Regions from separate parts of the Mus musculus genome. Here region 1 is linked to region 2. A link is a loop called in an ENCODE intact Hi-C map of the cell type or tissue named here. Cell type or tissue: left cerebral cortex. All regions are shown on one strand. Links, peaks and the distances in the headings refer to the core of each region. The heading gives the core; the rest is flanking DNA.

Region 1 (10,469 bases), core at 866-8,865, 84 kb after region 2:
CCTGGGGCAAATAGATGGAAGGAGAAAAAGGCTGAGAATATTGCAGACATACAACTGAAAAGGTAGGCCAAACCGAGAGAAAAGCATTTGAAAGTTGTAGACATCAGAGGGCCAGAAGATTGTCACAGAACAGGGGATGTGTCCACCAACAGTAGGTAAAGACAGAGATGCAGCCAGGACCTGAAACAAAGTTAGTTTCTTTGCATTCATTTCCTCTTCTTTTTCAGATTGCCTTTTCAGGTTCTCAAGTCCAGTTCAAGTCAGTAATGATAAATCTTCTTCTCAGAAAGCAATTAACTGAATACTTGTTGAGGCACCCACCTATGAGCCATGTATTATTCTAGGTGCTTGGGATATATTAGTAAAATTCCTCATATTGTAGTAGATGGAAGTGCACATTCAATGATAAGCTGAAGTGAAAGTCCTTCAATTTACAGTGAGGATACAGTCATCAGAGGGAAGCAAGTACTGGGGGGGGGGGGGGGAAAGGGGAAGGAGGTTGGAGGGATGGGGGGTGGGGCTCTGAAAAGGGTATTAGCTGGGTAAATGTGACAGTGAAAGGAAGCAATAGTGCGATGGAGGCATGGGAGTAGCATGGGAGCACTAACCAGGTGGTGAGGCGGCCCCTGCAGAGCAGCTATGAGTTCATTGGTACTGCAGACAGGAGAGAGCCATCTCACTATTTGACCTGCGTGGTGCTGAGTTGTTTTAGGATGCTTGCTCATTATCTGCCCATGTGGTGCTGGGGACTGAATCCAGGGATGCACACATTCTGACTGTTTTAGTTGCTTTTCGGTTGCTGTGATAAAACACCATGACCAAAGCAATTTATAAAAGAATTTATTTGGGCTTATGATTCCAAAAAAGGTAACAGTCAGCCATAGTGCTAAAGTACAATGGGGAGCAGCAGGCATGGCATAGGAGCAGGGAACAAAGATAGTTTTTATTGAAAGTAGAGAGGAGAGAGAGAGAGAGAGAGAGAGAGAGAGAGAGAGAGAGAGAGAGAGAAAGAGAGAGAGAGAGACCACAGTGGAGATAGGGTGAGACTAAACAGTCTCTAAGCAGCCTCCAGTGATATACTTCCTCCAGTGATATACTTCCTCCAGTGATATACTTCCTCCAGTGATATACTTCCCCCAGTGATATACTTCCTCCAGTGATATACTTCCTCCAGTGATATACTTCCCCCAGTGATATACTTCCTCCAGTGATATACTTCCCCCAGCAAGACTGTACATCTTAAACCTTCCCAAACAGCACTACTAATTGGGATTAAGCATTTAAAGACCTGAGCTTATGCCTCTTCAAATCCTACTTCAGGTACCAATTTCTGTTTTAGTTTGTGTCTCTGTTACTATGATAAAAGTCTGACAAAAGCAACTTTAAGACTTGACTTATGGGTTACAGACTATCATCAGGGAAGCCAAGGCAAGAACTCATAGCAGGAACCAGGAGGCAGGAACTAAAGCAGACACCATGGAGGAATGCTGTTTACTAGTTGGCTCTGCTTGCTTTCTTATAAAACCCAGAATTCCTGCCCAGGGCTATCATTTCCCATAATGTCCTGGGCCTTCTATATCAATCATAAATCAAGAAAACACACCCTCACTTCTTACAGTTTATTTTGATAGAGGCAATTCCTTAGTTGAGATTCTCTCTTCCCAGGAGACCTGAAGGGTTTGTGTCAAATTGACAAAACTAACAAGAACAAGTGACCAACTACCAAGCCACATAACACAATCCAGAGTGCTTCTCATGCAGTGCTGCAAGACAGAATCATCTAGAGCTGTCGGGATAAGCTGTAGACTAACAACCATCTATCCACAGTAGAGCAGAAGTGATTCTGAGTCTTGTGAGGTATCCTTGTGAGGTATCCAGATTTCATGGCAGAATACTGAGGCCTTAGTACATGACAAGAATGTGATTATTTTATAGTTTTATACTTCAGGTATGCCTCCTAATACTTACCTAGTAGATTATAAATAGTTCTTATCATTATGCAAAATGAGAGTTCACAGACTCACAGGGGTTATAAACCTACAGGAACCCAAATTCAGTAATAACAGACAGTTACTTCTAAAATTAAGCAAGAACATTGCATTTTGAATCTACTACAAATGTGTTCACCTACTGAGAGATATGTCCAAGCAAAATAGAATTCCATATATGACAAAGTAAGATACGACTAACATTTCAGGTAAACACAAACTAGAATAAAACGGACATCTCTAAGATCCATATTTTGGGAAAACCAAGCCTTGTGACAATATTTCATTTCATTATGAGCATAGCAACCTTATCTTAAATTGAGTGACTACTTTAAAAGTAGATCACCTAGGCTACAACCCATTTTAAAGCTCTATATGATATACATCATGTATATATCTCTCTGTATGATATAAAAGTGCCAAACTTTCACTTTGTAAAGGTACTTGACTAATGACAGCTGATTTTATGTACTTCCACTTCTAAGAATTTCCTTTAATAAGAAAAACTCACTTGTAGCAAAAGACTACAACAGCAGAATAAAACATATGCAGCAGCAACAACAAACCGCCAAACAACAGAGAATCCTAGTCAGCCCATTCACACTCCTATATCAGTTGTGGCATAGATTCAGGTTCATGCCTACTAGGTTTCAAGTACTGGCACTGTCTTGTCCAGGGAGACGAAGGGGTGGGACAGGGAAACAGACCTCAGAACACTGTATGACTGGCAGAAAATAATGTAGGTCCCAGAAGGTGACTGTCTGCTGCAAATGAACCCACATTTCCCCAATCTGAATAACTGCTTTCAAGTTCACATTTAACATATTTGAAATAACTAAGCTATTTTAACCTCAGAATCTTCAGACTCAGCAGTGTTTGTGTATTCTGGGTTCTGATCCTGTTGGGATGATGATGTTGGCTGGGTTTTGAAGGATGGTATTTTTAAAAATGGAAACAGAAATAAGGTGGAACACTAGTATTTATAGTTCTATCGTCTCATTTAAAGGGAGATTTACCGTGTTCTGGCGGTTTGTGTTTCCTAGGTTAAAGCTGTACGTATACCAACTGTTTGGTAACAGCCATGCATGACAAGAAAGGAGTGTGTGTATAATAAAACTTAGCATTTGAATTTTAGGTAACAGACTCAATTTTCTTTAGAAGTGTTTTCTTCCTTAGAATATATGGCCCCCAACCTTTGCTAGACATTAGTGGTCTGGGGTATTTTCAAAGTGTATCCACGACTAAGGTCTAAGTTCTAGAAGCTGATCCATTTGCTCTAGGGTTAGGTTCAAGTATTTTAAAGTGACCCACGTTTTCGTGTCTTAACTTTAAAAACCATGCATGATAGTCTTAAATTATACTTAGTTTCTAGAGTCTGGCTCCAGCTCTATTATTTACCATACTTATACATCTTCTGATCTTGGTCTTCAATTTCCTATTGATGAGGCTGGATTAGAGATTTATAAAAATTCTTCAACTGTAAAACACTTAAATCAATTGGGCTAATATGATCTCATTTGGTTTGCACAAAGCAGTGAAAGCTAATTTGGATTATGAATCCGGTTGAAAACAGGTGAATGGTAGTAGCAATGAACAGTAGTAATAATAATATGAAACAAAACATAAGCAAACGTTTCCATTTTTTTCTTTCTAGTTACAAAGGATGGGAGAAAAACAATATAGATATTTCAGCTTAGAAATCACAAGAGACATGTAGTGCCGCTTTGTCTGTTCCCAGTTCTCTCAAACTGAGACTAGTCAGATGGTACCTGGGGAACAAAGGAGGGAGAGAGCTTACTACACGTAAATACAATACAAACCCCGAAGGTTTTACTCACCAGCCTATAACCTGGCCTAGTACTAAGCAGTGCGAGTGTGGAAGGCGTGGTAGGGGTGTGTACATACACACGCACGAACACTGTAACCTTGCTAACCAAGCACCTGTCTAGTGGCAGGAAGAGGAAGAGGGGGTGATCCAGATCACCTCAGCTGGCTCGCCCCGCCCCGAGGGAGAGCTGTCTGGGCTGCGCTGGGCTTCTCTGAGAGCCCGCGCCGGTGGTGGCCACCTCCCTCCTATTGGAGTCGGTTTTCTTCTGTTCTTTGACTGAGCCTGTCTCCAGGCTTTCTAAAATCAGGCTAACGCTCCAATAACGACTCTTCTCTAGATTAGAGTGACCGGCAGAAAGGGGCTGAACGGCCCGATTCCTCCGGGGACGTGATCTGACCCTTTCCCTCTTACACCTTCCAATCGCCTCGGGCAAACCGCCCCAGCATCCTGTCTTCTGTACCTCTCCGTGCAGCGGGTACCGACAACCCAGTTTTCCAGAACTTCCGCACTCCCGCCCAGGTCCTTTCCACTCCCTCAGGCTCTTCCCCGCTGCGAGTCCCGGGCCGCTGACACCGCAGGGACACCCACCTGCTCCGATCTTCCCTCGTCCAGGGTCCAGTACCCCGCCCGGGACAGCTCGGGGGGCGCCCGGTCCCTCAGGCTCGGCGCCAGCCACCTGAGATCCTCCCGCCCCCACCGCCCACAGCCCCGCACCCCGGGGCGCCCGCTCCCTCGCCGCCCTGCTCCTCACAGCTCCCCGCCCCGCCCCAGCCGTTAGCAGGGTCCGGGGCGAGCGTCGGCCGAGTCCGGGCCTGGGCGGTTCGCAGGGGACACGGGCCCGGCGGGAAGAGTCGGCGAGGCAGAGGCGGCGCGGGCGAGTGCACCTAGCGGGCCCGCCGCGCCGACTCCGCGGACACTGGGGGCGGCGGCGGCGGGACCCCGGGCGGGCGCGTGATGAGGCGCGGCGGGCGGCCGGCCCCGCGGCGCGCGCGAGCTCACTTGGGTCCGGGCGTTGGCAGCCGCGGGCCGCGGGCCGGAAGATCGGCCGTCTGGGGCCGGGGTGGGGGCTGGGGTCCCCTGCCGCAGCCCGCGCCTCGTGGTTCCCGGAGGGGTCCTCCCTCGCGGAGCCCCGGAGCCCGGTGACGCGCCAGCCGGCGGGACGGCCGCTCTCGCCGCCTCCGGGCGCTCGGGGCGAGTTCCCGGGACTCCCCAGGGGTCGGGCTCGCGGGCAGCGCTTCCCGCTCCGCTCCGCCGCCGCGCCGGACACTCGCGCCCCGGCCCGCGGCCGCCTCCCTCCAGTCACCCCACCCTCAGCCGTCCCCGCCACCTTACTCCACCGCCCTCCCCCGCCGCTCCGCGCACTCGGCGTCGGGGCCTCCAGCTCCTCGCTCCCGCGAACCGCTCACTTGGCAGCCCTTCGCCCCCGGGAAGAAGAAACATTTCCCCGAGCGCACTCCTCAGCCCTCCCCCCTCGGCCCTCCCCTCCCCCTGCCTTCTTTCCTGGGGGAGGGGGGCTGTCGCCTCGGATTGAAGGCCATTGATTTGTATGCATTTGTCCCAGCCCCGGAGGCTGCCCCAGCCGCCCGCGCCCGAGCCGCGGCTGCCAGCGGAGTTGCCTCCCTGCTTCCCTAGGGTGGTTCGGCTCCGCCAAACATGTCGGCTCCGCTCGGGCCCCGGGGCCGCCCGGCTCCCACCCCGGCGGCCTCTCAACCTCCTCCGCAGCCCGAGATGCCGGACCTCAGCCACCTCACGGAAGAGGAGAGGAAAATCATCCTGGCTGTCATGGATCGTCAGAAGAAAGAAGAGGAGAAGGAGCAGTCCGTGCTCAAGTAAGGACCCGGCTCCATCTTCCCGCCTCCCTCCCTGCCCTCCGCCCCCCTCGGCCGCTTCCCCGCGACCGCCCGCGCGCCGGGGATCGCCGCCTTTCCTCCCCGCCGGTGGCGCGGGGGCCACGAGGGCTGCGGCCCGCGGCCGCCAGGGTCGCTTTCTAGTTGTCAGCCGCGGGGGTGTGTGTCGCGGAGGGAGGGCGCCGAGGCCGGCTGAGGTGACGGTGGCGAGCTCGGGGAGGCGGCGGTTTCCCCGGCGCCCTCCGGCTTTCCCCGCGGGCCACTTCGGCTCCCGGGATGAGGCTGAACCCTGGCTCCTCGCGTCCCATTTCCTTTCCCGCCGCCCCCGCGCGGAGGCAGTGACTGGGGCAAGGAATCCAATATGGCCGTGCACAGGTGCTCCCGGGCCGGACCCGGGTGAAGCGCCCAGGCCCGGGGTGCCGGTGCCACCGGGGTCGCTCGTCCCGCGCCTGCGAGGGCCGGCTCCGTCCCCAGCCCCGGGAGGAGCTGCGCTGCCCACGGTCGCAGCGGACAGGAAGGCTGCGGGGCGGGCGAGGGGGCCTAAGCGCGGTCTCGTCTCGTCTCGGGTGGGTGTGCGGCCGCCGCCATCTTCCAGCCCCTCCCCCTCGGCGGGTGCTAACACCCTGCACTCTGCTGCTGTTCTTCCTGTTTGCAACTAGTAAATCTGTAGGATCCCGAGGAGACTCCACTTCCTACCATCGTGGCAGTTTGGGTTGCTCCCTGCTTGTGAAGTTCTACTATGTTTGCTCACAGTCCAGCCAGCGGGGTTTTGGCGAGGGTGGGAGGCGTGAAAGTAGCACCCAAGCATCGGTTTAGAGGCGGTGTAACTTCAGCACCAGGGAACTGTCCAGAATGAGTTTTCCTTTACTTTGGGATTCCTTGTCAGTGTAGCACTGTAGCTGAGATTGTTTCTACAGGTTTGCTTTTAAATGTTTTATGATTTTTTATATCTCGGTTGCTTCTGGAAAGTCATTGTCTGGATCTGTAAAGATCTGTAACCCTTTAATGTTTGTCCAAGTCGTTACTCACTATAAAAATTAACCTGTATATGCCTAAAGAGAGGGAGGGCAGTTCTCTTGCATGTCACCGAATACACTTTCCCATAATCGCTATAGAAACACACAACTAAAAGCGTTGACTTCCTCCTTGAAAAGAAATAGCTTACTGACCTTCACCACTTATTTTGAAAACAGGTTGTTGAATTCAGTATTTTTTTTTTTTACAAATGAAAACACACCTTGTCTAGATGTACATCTTCTCACATTTTAGTGAAGCAGATTTTACATAACCTATGGTAACAAACATATCAAATAGATATATATCTTTAAAAGATACAAGTTCTCACAAAATAATAAAAGAACAATTAGGAATTGCTTCAATACTAATTTTTAGGTTTGAATATTTACTAGGGAATTTGGCTTATTCATGGTCATAGGATAGGAATAAAAAGTTAAGAAATTTAATCAGTTTAAACTATGGAATAATAAAAATAGTTTTTAAAAAAGCTTTTTGAGCATACTCTAACTTTGCTCAACTTTAATCTATATACTAGTATGTGCTAAGATTCTGATCATTACGATTTATATTCAGATATATAAATTTACACTTCTTAATATAGTTGCTGAAAATCAGTGTTGCCAAAATGATGCTCAAATAAAATATGGCTTTATTTCTTTGACCTACATATTTAAATGGAAATGGGGTTTTATTTATAGTAAACTGAAGCATAGTGTTTATTGGCTAGTTAATCTTATGTAGTTTTTATTCACAGTTTCAATATATGGACATTTTAGTGACTGTTTGAGTACTGAACTACAAATTGCTCAAAATGAAGAGCGTATTTTACTGAATAGATGTTTAAAAAGGGTTTTCCAGGTCAAGTATATATGTGCACATCTCTAAGTAAACCTCCATATTTTGCAAATATATGTTTGTATATTTATTTCACTTTATTTAGCCAGACACAGTCTCTAAATATAGCTATATAATATGTGAAATCACATCAACGAGAAATATAGACTCAGATTTAAGTAGTTATTCACATAGTTTTAAATGTTCTTTAAAATGTTTTTGAAATGAGAGTGGACAAGGAAACTGAGAGTAAACTTTATAATAGTATTGCAGGAACAAGAGGCAAATCAGTTTGAAAAAATTTGACCATTTATTAAATAATATGTTTCCAGCCTTGGGTGTTAAATAACAAATATGCTGTGTAGAAAAAATAATCCTGATAGTTGTGTTTACTCTTTCTCTTGAAAATCTAGGACCATATATCAGCTCCTCACTAAACTGTCTGTCATTTAACTGAATGTTAGCTAGCATCTTTCCTGAGAGAAGGTCATAGGCACAGAGAAGTAAACTAAAATTCAAATTTGTATCTGCTACTCTTTAACTATCATAATAAAAATAAGTTTGATGTGTGAAGAAATTGAAGGCTGGATAAAAATATTTTGTGTGATCTGTGAGTCTCAGTATCCATACTAAATATTATTCAAAGTAAGATGTGTATACCCAAGGGATTCACAAGATGATATACTGGAATACAAGAACAGATTAAACATATAGTCCCATCTTTGAAGAAAAAAAGACTAAGCCCCATTAATGCTTAGTATGGTCAGCTAATACTAACATGAATATAATTTATGAATAAATGCATACATTAAGAGATCATGCCTGAGATGTTTTCAATAAGAAAGGTGAGCCATCAAAACAAGTTGAGGCCACCACACTGAATTCTCTTTTAAGAGACTGAGTAATTAGAAATGATTCGTACTTCATTATCAGTGATTTCTTTAAGGCCCAGCTATGCATACATACCCAGGAAGTCTTCTGTCTATCAAACAATACTATCTTCCATGTGAATGAGGTACTGTATTTTTCAAAGCATTTTATATCCCACTAACCCCCTTGTTAATTACTAAAACAAAAGAAAACAAAAGTGCCCTTACATGAATTCCTGCAGCCGGTTCAGCCCTGAGCCTTGAGGAGTCACTGGTTATCTTGCTCCTTGGCATCTTAACACATAATAGGTACCTAGGAAGTAATGTTGAGCTGAACTACCATGCAAATGAAACAGTTCACTCATTCTGTGGAAAAAAGACGATTCATTGTTTTGAAAGAAAAACTATTTAGGGACTGTGTATTACCATTGTCTTTTGTTTTTATTTTATTTTGGTCTGACTAAAAATCAAGTAGAAAGGTATTCAGGAAATGTGTAATGTGGTTTTATTATGTTCGCAACATAGTCTTTTTATACAAAGTATTTTGAACACTTCTTCCTTCTCTTTCTCCCTACTTTTTTTTTTAAAATCTTTTCCGCTCTTTTCCTCCCTTTCTTTCATTTGATAGTGTCTTTCTGTGTAGCCCAGGTTGACCTTAAATGATTCTTCTGCCTCTGCCTTTCTAATCCCAAGTGCTGGGATGACCAGTCATTGAGCTACCACACCTATTTATGCTTTTCAGGAGATGTGTATTGTCTTTGTTCTCAGCTTGGGCTTTCTATTAATGTTGATAGGACAACATGTTCCTCAAATCGAAAGAATAAAGCACATCCATGACAGATTAAGTTAACAAGTACATACTGTATACACATATGAGGAGTTATAAATGTTTTATTGTACTTAGTTTAATTCATTTATTTATGCTTGAGACAGGGTATTGCTTTGTAGCCCTGGCTTGTTTGGAATTTGGTACATAGACCAGACTGGCCTTAAAACTCAGAGATCCACCTGTCCCTGCCACCCAAGTGCTAGGCTAGTATTAAAGGTATATGCTACAGTTTCTGGCTAATGTTTTATTTTATTTTATTTTATTTTATTTTATTTTAGGACAGGGTCTTTCTACATAGCCCTGGCTGTCCTGGAATTAACTGTGTAGACCAGGCTGGCCTCAAACTCACACAGATCTGATCGATTCTGCCTCCCAAGTGCTGGTAATATCCATGTATGCGCCACCACATCCAGCTTAAATTTTTTAATAGTGCAATTTTATAAGTGGTTTCTGAAGTTAATTTACAATTTTTATTTAATAGATAATATATACTTTTGCTACAAAATATCTTATTTACCAATTTGCCTATGTGCAATTATTGTTACTAGAACATTTATTCTTTGCACGATAAAATTGAGGTACAAATATATATACTCATGTAACTAGATGTGTTTATATATTAGTGCTCATGCATGTATGTGTATTTGTGTACAAAGAAGTGCAAATGCGTCCTGCATTTTGGGAAATGAATTCCACACTGGGTTAAGTGTCAGTATCTGTCCCATTTGTTGAATGTTTCGAAATTTCTTGAACTAATGACATACTTTTAGATACTTTGGTTGTCTTTGTTTTCCACTGGAGACAGTACTTTGATACACTGTTTTTAATGTGGAGACTGTATCTTTGGGCTAAATTTTTAGAAATAAATTGTTCTTTTAATGAGTCAGTAAACTTCAATAAATACTACCAAATTTATTTTGGAAGAGGAAGTATGTATACCGAGGAGACTTTCCTACTTCCTTGCCAACTCCGTGTGTGGTAAGCTTGGTCAGAATTTCAGTAATAAATATGCCACTGTAGTTTAACTTGAAGTTTTCTTATTATTAATGATAGTGCAAGCGTTTTCTGCTTGTTTAGGATCATTTATATTTCCTTTACTGTTGGTAATTTTTCTAATATTTACGTCTGCCTGTCTGCTCATTTGTCTATGTATGTCTCGCTCTACCATAGCACACCAGATAAATGAACCATAAAGATGTTTGAATAAAGATGACCATTTCAAATATCCGTTGCTCTTGCCAAAGATGAAAACCTTCA
Region 2 (10,469 bases), core at 729-8,728:
GTAAAGTTGTAGTTCTGAACAGGACTACACAGACGACAGGGCCTTTAAGGAAGGAATTAAGATTAAAGGGCTATTTGTAAGCCAAGGAGAGAGCTCTCACTAGAAACCAACCTGACTAGCTTCTTGATCCTGGTGATCCTTCCAGTCCCCAAATCCCTAAGAGAAAAATAATCCTTTTGTTGCTTAAGCCAAACTGTTTGTTGTGGTATTTTGTTGCAGCTCAAACTACAAAGGTACTTGGGGAGGGGGGGAAGGAACCTAAAATAATCACATACATGTTTTGATGAAGGAAATGCTACTTTCTTTTTCTAATTTAAAAAAAAAATGCCAAGGACCAGCCTTGGCTAGGTCTGGGCTCAACAAAAGAGAAATATAGTAATTGCTCTACTATCAAGGCAAAAAATTTCATTAAGTATATACAAACATGTTTGAAAAAAAAAAAAGGAAATTGTGGTGTCCTCAGGTAGAATGAATTTGAAGGCAGAGAAAACAAGAGATGAAGACCTGAATGAGTCTTCCTGCTGTCACATAGAAGTTGTATACACAGTGAGTTTCTAGTCTAAATGACCTGAGGAATTTCATGAAAGCACATCACCGTAATGGCTAGTGGTTTAACACTGAAAGATTCCAGGAGGCAGTAACTGAACAAAAAAGTTGGTATATTGAAGGAGCCAAGACAGAAGACATTAAGTTTTAAATTCTTTTTGAAGAACAGCAACAAGTACACTGGCTTTAAAAACTATGTAGTCCCACCATCCCAGGAGAAAGTGTTTCATGTGCTGGCTTAGTTACCCTCCTTTTCTCGGTCACACCTGAAGACCTTGTTTCTTACTTAGTTAATACATCCCCTTCCCTTGTGCTCTATGTGGATGGTTTGTCTCTACTTGTGTGTGTGTGTGTGTGTGTGTGTGTGTGTGAGCGTGTGTGTGTGTGTGTGTGTGTGTGTGTGTGAGTGTGTGTGTGTGTGTGTGTGTGTGTGAGTGTGTGTGTGTGTGATACTAGGTTTTGAGCTTATGACCTATGTGCCTAAGACCTACGGTAGCAGTCAATCACTGAGCTTATTCAATGCCCATTCCCAACCTCTTTCAATAGCATCTGCCTCAGCCGCTTTGTGTTTCATTGCAGAGGGTACCACTACTTTGCCAGGCCTAATTCTGCATCCCTGTAACTTTTCTTAGGACCAATTCACAGTGAGCACGGCCCTTCCCATATGAAGCTTAACGAATTCCTTCACCTTTCTCACATAACATTTTTACTTTTTTTTTTTTTAACTGTTAACACTGGAGCTCCAGTTTACTTAGGAGTCAATGAATTGTTTGGTTTTACAGCATATGCATTCAGGATTAGCCTTCCTCACCATTGCTAGACAGTAATTTTAATAAGTGGGCTTAATTATATGGAAGCACAAAATGTCGGCATTATTCAGTACTGATGCCTATTGATGACTGTATTGGTTTATGTCAGCTCAGCACAGCTAGAGTTATTTGGGAAGAGGAACCTCAGTTGAGAAAGTGCCTTCATCCAGATGGCCTGCAGGCAAGTTTAGAACATTTTCTTGACTACTAGTAGGGATGAGCCCAGCCCACAGTGTGGAGGTGGGGATGCCGCCCCCAATTCTACCCCCGCTGCAAGAAGTCTTAGTTACACAAGAAGCAGGTGAGCAAGCCATGAGGAGTAAGCCAGTAAGCAGCACTCCTCCAGTCTCTGCATCAGCTCCTCCTCCAGGCTGCTGCCTTGAGTTTCTGCCCTGACTTCCTTGGATGATGGATGAGAAAGCTATAAGGAATGAACCCTTTCCTTCCCAGGGTGCTTTCGTCATGGTGTGTTATCTCAGCAATAGAAACCCTAACTAAAACACCGACACAACCTTTCACTGTTCATCTTCCTCAGTTCTTCCTTTCGCCATTCAGTCAAACTGCCGGCTTTACCACTACACACGCTTGCTCTGCTGTGGGAAGGACTTCAACTAGGAGTTACTATCTACCCTTAATCCCTTATTCTGTAACTAACCACTTTATCTACCCTACAAGTTTCCAATACTCTTCTCACGCTAAGGTAATGAATCTTCTCAGGTACCAAGAACTGCCTTTCCTCAAACTAGTCAGCTCTGTAGCACTGTCCAAATCCCAACCTGGCCAACCCTCAGTTTCAGCGCCTCATCTTCTGCTCCTAGAGAAAGCTGTGTCAGAGGGACACCAAGCCACAGACCTTCATCTCAAGAAGTCCAAGACTATCTATTCACATTCAAGTCACTGTTAGCAGGGACTTAGAGGTGCTACGGGGAGAGGGTAAGTGCAGGGTAGTTTCAGAGTGAAAGTGCTGAACCCAAACCTCAGATTGCTATTTACCATCTTGTGACTTGGACAACTTACTCAACCCCTACCATTATCAGCTTCATAAAGGTCATAATAAATGCCTATTATACATTCAATCAAAGTTAGTTATCAATGTTTGCAACTATTATAACAATTATTTATAGTTGCATATCAAACTCCATGGAATTATTTCTCTGCGGTGTCTTTTCTAGAATACACTCCACAGGTACCACACATTCTCCACCACGGAATGTCTTGTCTCCTCTAGCTGTCAAAATATTAATCCTGTTGAGGACTTTAATATGGAACCTTTACAGATACATACAAGCCACCTATGTTTATTTTTTTAATATTTACTTTATCATTTCATATTTCATATGTGCCCCTGGGTGGGTATGTGCATGTGCTGGCAGAGTCCAGAGATGTTAGGTTTCCTTGAAGCCAGAATTATAGACAGTTGGGAGCCACCTGCTCAAAGTGGGTGCTGAGAACTCAATGTGGGTCCTGTGGAAAGGCTAAGTCATCTCTCCAGCCCCAGCTTTCCTTATATAGTCTTTTTATATAGCCTATTTGTGCTCTTATTTTGTATTTGAATTTATTCTACTTAGCAACTGATTTCATGTTGTGTAGAATCCTTTTATATATCTTAGGGTAATTACATTTTTAAGTTTCCTAACGATAAGAAACTGTTGGTACTTCTTAGTTCGACTCCACTGTTCAACATTAAGACACATACATCAAGTAAATCGAATAAAATTAGAATGCTCTACTAAATCCATCTCTAAAGATTTGATTTTCTGGAAAAATTTAGTTTGTAATAAATGAAATAACAGAAATGGTTTCTAAATAGTTACCAAGGCTCACCTATGTAATGCAACTTGGTATTAATTCCTAAAATGCCGTGCTAATTTCCATATACTTAATTCACACTTTAATACAGTTATTTAGAGTGTAGAAGCTCCTCCTTCCTTCACCAGACAATGCATATTTTTAAATACTGCAAACTAAAGAAACTTTAGTGAATATTTTAATCCCAAACTATGACCTTACTCTCCGAAGGTGACAAAGCACCGGCTCACACACTTGTACTTTCGTCTGACTTTATACAGCCAAACACGTGGCTGCCCTAAGACTTCAAATTACCCCAAAGAGTGAATGACTCGTGAACATGAGGGTCAAATGTGACAACCTCCTTTCTCTCAAACTTCACCCACTTTCCCTATCCTTTATGGTTAGGAGACACAGGGAAAGCCGGGGTCCCCTTCCTAAATCCTAGCTCCAGGTAACGCAGGGTGCACAGCATCATCTTAGGGGCTCTCCCCCTTGTAGTAGAGTCTGGGGAGACTAATGTCTCTTCTGCGTGTAAGTGCTTCGCTGGGGCTGGCAGCAAGGGAAGCCGCCCGGGACGTGGGCAGGCTCTTACCAGCGAAGCGGATCTTCACGAGGTCGAGCGGGTGCAGCGCCAGGTTGGACAAGACCCCGCCACTCACGCCAGCCACCAGGTTCTCGTACCGGACGTGGCGGAACACCGCGCTCCACGCCGCCGACCCGGCAGCCGACTGGCCCTGGCCTGTCATGGGCTCCGGGTTCGTCGACACTACGGCGTCCAGCGCCGCCGACGTGGGGCGTGATGTAGTGGCCGCCACCGTGGCGACTGTCGCGGCCCGGGGCCTGGAACCGCAGGACGCGAGCCCACTTCCGGGACCGGAGCCCGGGACGCTGCTGCAGGCAAGTCACACCCGCGGCAAAGCGGGGAGTAGGAGAAACCTCAGAGCGGAGCTTGCTTAGCCCCGCCCAGCAGGCCTGGCCCCGCCCACAGCTGCGCGCGCTCGCCCTCGGGTCAAGACGCGAGCGACAGCTGAAGGACCGCCCCCTCCAGCTCCTAGCCGGAGAGACTACGGAACGCCGCGAGGTCCAGCTGAGCCATCCGGCTGCCACTCTGCGGAGCCACGTGACAGGAAGCCCGCGGAAGGCGGAAGTAGTGTGTCTGCGTGCTGGCCCCGGTAAGTCGAGCCCGGTTTAAAGGCTCGTGGAGTCCGACACCCAGAGCCGCCAAGATGAAGGTGAAAATGCTGAGCCGAAACCCTGACAACTATGTCCGCGAAACCAAGCTGGACATACAAAGAGGTGAGAGGAACTGGAACAGAGGAAGGGGCCTCCTCCCGGATTCTTTGGGTCTGGCCAGCTTTCGAGCAGTAAAAGGGGCGGGAGGCCAGCGCTCTGGTCTCGGTTTCCCTCTCCGCCTAGGCGGCTGCGTCCACACGGGGCTGGTGAGGATCAGAACTGCAGATGGCACATACCTCTACGTCCTTTGTGAGAATTTTCCTCTAGTGGGAAGTAGTTACGTATACACGCCTTTAATCCCAGCACTTGGGAGGCAGAGGCAGGCGGATTTCTGAGTTCAAGGCCAGCCTGGTCTACAGAGTGAGTTCCAGGACAGCCGGGGCTACAGAGAGAAACCCTGTCTGCGTTACTAAAGGTTCTCTCTCCTCCCCCTAGCATTGCTAACGTGTGGTATATGGCCCCCCCCCCCAGCTCCCAAGGTGTTTTACATGGTAATAATTTCTTTTCTTTTTTTTTTTTTTGGTAATATTTCTTAAATGAAAAGTAGATTTGTCCCCAGAGTTTGACGTTAATTATTTTGAATCTTTGAACCTCATTACTTTTTTTTTTCTTCCACTTTCACCAAACAGTGCATTGCTGGATGGAGCTGTCATGGTTTATAGTGCTTGGCCCAGGGAGTGGCCTTGTTGGAGTAGGTGTGTCACTGTGGGTGAGAGCTTTAATACCCTAGTCCTAGCTGCCTAGCAGAAAGTATTCTCCTAGCAGCCTTCAGATGAAGCTGTAGAACAACTCTCAGCTCCTCCTGCACCATGCCTGCCTAGATTTTACCATGTTCTCACCTTGATGATAATGGACTGAACCTCTGAACCTGTAAGCCAGCCCCAACTAAATGTTGTCCTTATAAGAGTTGCCTTGGTCGTGGTGTCTGCTCACAGCAGTAAAACCCTAACTAAGACAGTGGCTTACGTTACCCTTGCCAATGTGGGTGCATTTCAGGCTTTGTCTTGGAGCTATACTTATGTACGTATCTTTACATACTTATCCCTACAAGTGCCCTCCATCCTGCGCATCAGTGTCCTCTTCTGTGTTTTCAGTACACATTGTTTGGATTTGTCAGTGCTTATCACATTATCTCATGGTTCATGCTGATTAGCAGGCTTTCCTATCAGCTTGAAAAGAGAGGAAAGAATCCTATTCCTATATGCAGTGTTTAGACAATAACTCACATAAATAGCTACTTTGTAAGTATCGGAATGAATGAATGAATGGGTGACAGCTGGGACACAGAATCTTATGCTAGGAGATACAACTCTACTTTATAGTAACATCTTTTTTCAACAGTATCTCCCTATTTTTATTTATTTATTTATTTGTGTTGTTTTGTTTTTGTTTTTTCGTTTTTCTCGAGACAGGGTTTCTCTGTATAGCCCTGGCTGTCCTGGAACTCACTTTGTAGACCAAGCTGGCCTCGGAACTCAGAAATCCACCTGCCTCCGCCTCCCAAGTGCTGGGACTAAAGGCGTGCGCCGCCACCACCACCCGGCTATTTTTATTTTTATAATAGAAATATAATAGCAAAACAGAAAATAAAATTTTTGGAGTGCTTTAAAATATAAAGCAAGAAACACATCTGTTATATTTTATTTAGTGTTATTTCCTTGTAAGTTTTCTGCAGGATTTAAATTCTGGGTAAGTACTGGTGAAGCTTTATTGTTGAAATATCCTCGATAGTTCTGATGTGTCTAGTTAATGTGTAAGAGCACCTTACACAAATATATGTGGTTTTATATGAGTTTTAAGCTATCATACCCAGCGCTTATGATGTATGGCAGGTGCTGCACTAGTGTTAGTTGCTTCTGTGTGACTAGATGAGGGAAGTTGGAAGTGGATACAGCGATTATGATTTAGAAGATAAAATGAATATTTTCAAGGGGTGTGAGGTTTGGGTAGATGTGGGTGAAGGTTAAGTCCTGCTAGAAAGGCTGCTGCATAGGAGGAAATGCAAGGTGGGTTAGGTGACAGGGAGTGAAGGTGCTTGAGCTGAGCTCCAGGAAGTACCCGAAGCTGATGAGACAGCGAGACTGAATTATAGAAGACCATAAGGGGGCTTGAACTTAGTTCTCTACCTCTACAAGTAGGTGTTTAGATGCTACATTACAATACAGGGATACAGTTAGAACATCAGTGTGGATTTTCTATCTTTAAAAACAAACAAACAAACAACCCAACTGAACCAAGCTTGGTGGTTCAAGCCTTTAATTCCAGTACTCCAGAGACAGAGGCAGACAGATCTCTGAGTTCCAGCCTAGCCTGGTCTACATAGTGAGTTCCAGGCCAGCCAGGGATACATAGTGGACCCTGTTTACAGACAAACATGGCCCTCTAATACCTGTTTATGTGATATCTAATGAACTTACAGCCTCATTTCAGCCGTATGTTGTGTTTCCGGGGAAGAATAGTGTTGACAAGGGGGGACTGGCTTCTGCCTTTAGAATAGTGTAGTATATTACAGCCTACATCTGTTGTGTGGTATAGTGATTTATAGAAGGAAAGGTAAGATTGTAAAAACATTTGTTGTAGCAGAAGTACCTTGACTTAATTATGGCAAAGTTCTAAGAATGACCTAACTATGAATTGTTTCTGAAATTGTTAAGCTTTTCTGTAGTTATGAATATTAAATAGCATGCTTTCTCTTTTGACTTTTAAAAGAAAATAAAGTATATAATCTATTCCAAGTTCTTTTCCCCCTTTTATTTGTTTTTGAGACAGGTGTGTTTTTGTTTTTTATTCTTTAATCTTTTTTTACAGTCCAGACTTCATCCCCCTCCCAGCCCACCCTCCAACATCCCACACCCTGCCTCCTCTGCAAGAGGATGTCGCTGCTCCACCCCAACCCCATCAGACCTCCCTACTCCCTGGGGCCCAAGCCTCTGCAGTGTTAGGTGCATCTTCTCTGACTGAGTCCAGACCCAGCAGTCCTCTGCTCTATATGTGTTGGGGGCCTCATATCGCTAGTGTATGCTGCCTGGTTGGTGGCTCAGTGTCTGAGAGATCTCAGGGGTCCAGGTTAGTTGATACTGCTGGTTTTCTTATGGGGTCGCCCTCCTCAGCTCCTTCCAGCTTTTCCCTAATTCAAACACAGGGGTCACCAACTTCTGTCCATTGGTTGGGTGTAAATATCTGCATGTGACTCTTTCAGCTGTTTGTTGGGGCTTTTGGAGAGCAATCATGATAGGCCCTTGTTTGTAAGCACACCATAGCATCAGTAATAGTGTCAGGCCTTGGGGCTTCCCCCTGAGCTGGATCTCAATTTGGGCCTGTCACTGGACCTCCTTTTCCTCAGGCTTTTCTCCATTTTTCTTCCTGTAGTTCTTTTAGGCAGGAGCAATTCTGGGTAGGAGTTTTTGACTGTGGGATGGCAACCCCATCCCTCAACTTGATGCCCTGTCTTTTTACTGGAGGTAGACTTTCTCCATCATAGTTCCCTCTCTCCATCATAGGGCATTTCGTCTAAGGTCCCTCCCTTTGAGTCCTGAGAATCTCTCACCTCCCAGGTCTCTGGTACATTCTAGAGGGTCCTCCCACCCCTTACCTCCCTAGGTTGCCTGTTTCCATTCTTTCTGCTGGCCCTCAGAGCTTCAGTCCTCTGTCTAGACTGGAATTTTCTGTATGGACCACTGGCCTTAAGCTTCTACAAATGCACCTGCCTCTGCCTCAAGAGCACTGGGATTAAAGGTTTGTAGCACCAGTGCAGCTTTTCCAAGTCCATTTTAATGATAAGTGAGGAAATTGCTTTAAAAAAAAACAAAAAACTGTGCTGTTCAGAGATTCTTTTGAAAATCCATGCTTGGAAATGTGTTTTCTAGTTAAAAACTCTTGTACTGAACATGTTGTTTATTAATGATGATGTAGTTTGTCTACAAGAAAATTTTTGGAAACAGCATGACCTACCTTCTTTTAATTATTAAAGTATCAGTTGGAGAAACAGCTGTTGATATCACAGGAGATCAAACATTTCTAAACACACTTTAAAAATAGCTTTTGCAAACCTGATGGAAATGACCGAAAAGTAAATGTACTAAATAAATATTGCCAGCTCAAGAGCTGTTGATGTCAGTGTGAACAGCTTTCCTATCCCCGGATCTGCTTAGTTTTGCCAGGTGTAGTCAGTTCTCACTTTGTTCAGCACTATATGAACTAAACCAGTGAGAGGGTCACCATGACTGCAGTCACCTGTACACCACAGAAAACCATGCCAGCAAGACCTCAGTTGCTGTCTGCCAGCATCCCATTAACATAGCACTACGCGGAAATCAGTGAAGCTTTCTCCACTAAAACCAGATGTTAAGACACATTTCTCCAAATGTGTTGAATTTTTCTTTCAGGGGGCTTAATTGGAAACAAAGTTTTGATGAAAACCAAGCATCTTTAATACATGCTTGTACTAAATACATCAGTTCAAAAACCATGTTACAGAGCCAGGCGTGGTGGCGCACGCCTTTAATCCCAGCACTTGGGAGGCAGAGGCAGGTGGATTTCTGAGTTCGAGGCCAGCCTGGTCTACAGAGTGAGTTCCAGGACAGCCAGGGCTACACAGAGAAACCCTGTCTCAAAATAAACAAACAAGCAAACATGTTGCAATGAGACATACAGTCTAAAGGTTTGAGGACTACTGCAGAGAGTCTTTAAAAGATTTTGCTTATGAGGATGGCATGTGCTTGATTAATCTGATAACCGTTTAAACTGCTGCCAAATCAAGTAGGGTGAAACAGTAGCAGTAGTCCAGGTGTACGGTACTAAGGGCTAACGCTAAGTTAGCAGATCCCCTGGAGAAAAGGGGAGCATTACTGTTGATTTCAGTGAGGATGAGTGTTTGAGCTTCGGGATTGGAGACTGGAGCATGGAATTCAGGAATGGCCAGGGTTTGAGCTTTATGTTTGAGCATGTTGGATATGGAGTCAGAAAGCAAAGACTTTCCCAAGAAGGGAAAGTGTATGTACTGTTACACGTTGAGTTTGGTTATACGTGGGATTAGAGTAAGATAACTTGTTTGGCAGACTAGTTAAGAAAGAACATGACTCAGAGGCAGGTTACTTGTCCCCTCTGTAACTCAGTTTCACAACTATAAAGTGGAAGATAGGAATAGATGTAACCCGTGAGGTACTTGGGAGAGAATGTGAGTTACAGCATCGTGTGGAAGTCAGTGAATTCTCTGTCAATGCTTTCAAGTAAGGGAGCAAATGTAGAGTTATGTTCTATAGTAACGCCACAGTGTTGTGTGTCTCTCAGTGCAGTGCCTAGCACCATGAGCATCTAGCACAAGCAGCATGGCGTTTAGTTAAACAGAAGTTCATCACAGTACTTGACTGGGTTCCAGATACTGTGCTGCGCATAGGAGTGCAACTGAAAGCTGTGTTGGAACCCCGACTCATGTGAAAGGTCACATACCCAGTTGAATTTGGTAGGACATGTAGAAGGAAAACTATGTGTGTGCATGTATATAGAATCTACTTGTACAGGACTATATATTTCATGATTTTCCCATAGTTTTGATAAGGTTTGTAAGTGACTAGTGTACTTTTGTATCTTTCATAGTGCTTGGCAAAAAATAATATCCCTAATTAAAGGCTTATTGAGTAACAGATTACATGATTTAGCTGGGGCTTTCCACAGGAAGTAGTAAATGTGAATATGTTATTCAGAGCGATTGTTCTTATTTCAGTCCCAAGAAACTATGATCCCACTTTACATCCTTTTGAAGTCCCACGAGAATATGTGAGAGCTTTAAATGCTACCAAGTTGGAACGAGTGTTTGCAAAGCCGTTCCTTGCTTCCCTGGATGGTCACCGTGATGGAGTCAATTGCCTGGCAAAGCATCCAAAGAGCCTGGCTTCTGTCCTTTCTGGGGCATGTGATGGAGAGGCAAGTTGAAAATCTTGTTTTAAACTAGCACACTCTATTACAAACCTCTTTCCTTTTGACTACTCTCAGTTTGACTTCAGTTTAATTCTTAAACTGATTTAGTTTTCCATCTAATCTTAAAATGGTGTCAGTTCAGTGGTGTAAGGTTCCATTTAACAGTATATAAAT

What was found. Peaks named below come from ENCODE experiments on the same cell type or tissue, not always from the same donor. Only the 100,000 strongest peaks of a DNase experiment are listed, where the experiment ranks them.
Region 1: a loop joins it to region 2, with 6 times the contacts of the local background. A loop is called at or near these places in 7 of 42 quality-filtered maps.

What each region holds. Positions count from the first base shown.
Region 1 is chr15:39,192,894-39,203,362 of GRCm38, forward strand. It overlaps Rims2 (regulating synaptic membrane exocytosis 2), which reads left to right and starts at 5,393. Exons shown (of 27, transcript NM_053271.2): 1 at 5,393-5,645. The coding sequence starts at 5,470. In left cerebral cortex, for the core only: no CTCF peak of the experiment used is centred there; DNase peaks (open chromatin) are centred at 3,985, 4,317, 5,360 and 6,322; H3K4me3 peaks cover 3,298 bases; H3K27ac peaks cover 2,159 bases.
Region 2 is chr15:39,108,610-39,119,078 of GRCm38, forward strand. Slc25a32 (solute carrier family 25, member 32) reads right to left here and starts at 4,107. Exons shown (of 7, transcript NM_172402.3): 1 at 3,739-4,107. The coding sequence starts at 3,892. It overlaps Dcaf13 (DDB1 and CUL4 associated factor 13), which reads left to right and starts at 4,265. Exons shown (of 11, transcript NM_198606.2): 1 at 4,265-4,442; 2 at 10,102-10,301. The coding sequence starts at 4,373. In left cerebral cortex, for the core only: no CTCF peak of the experiment used is centred there; a DNase peak (open chromatin) is centred at 4,194; H3K4me3 peaks cover 2,049 bases; H3K27ac peaks cover 1,016 bases.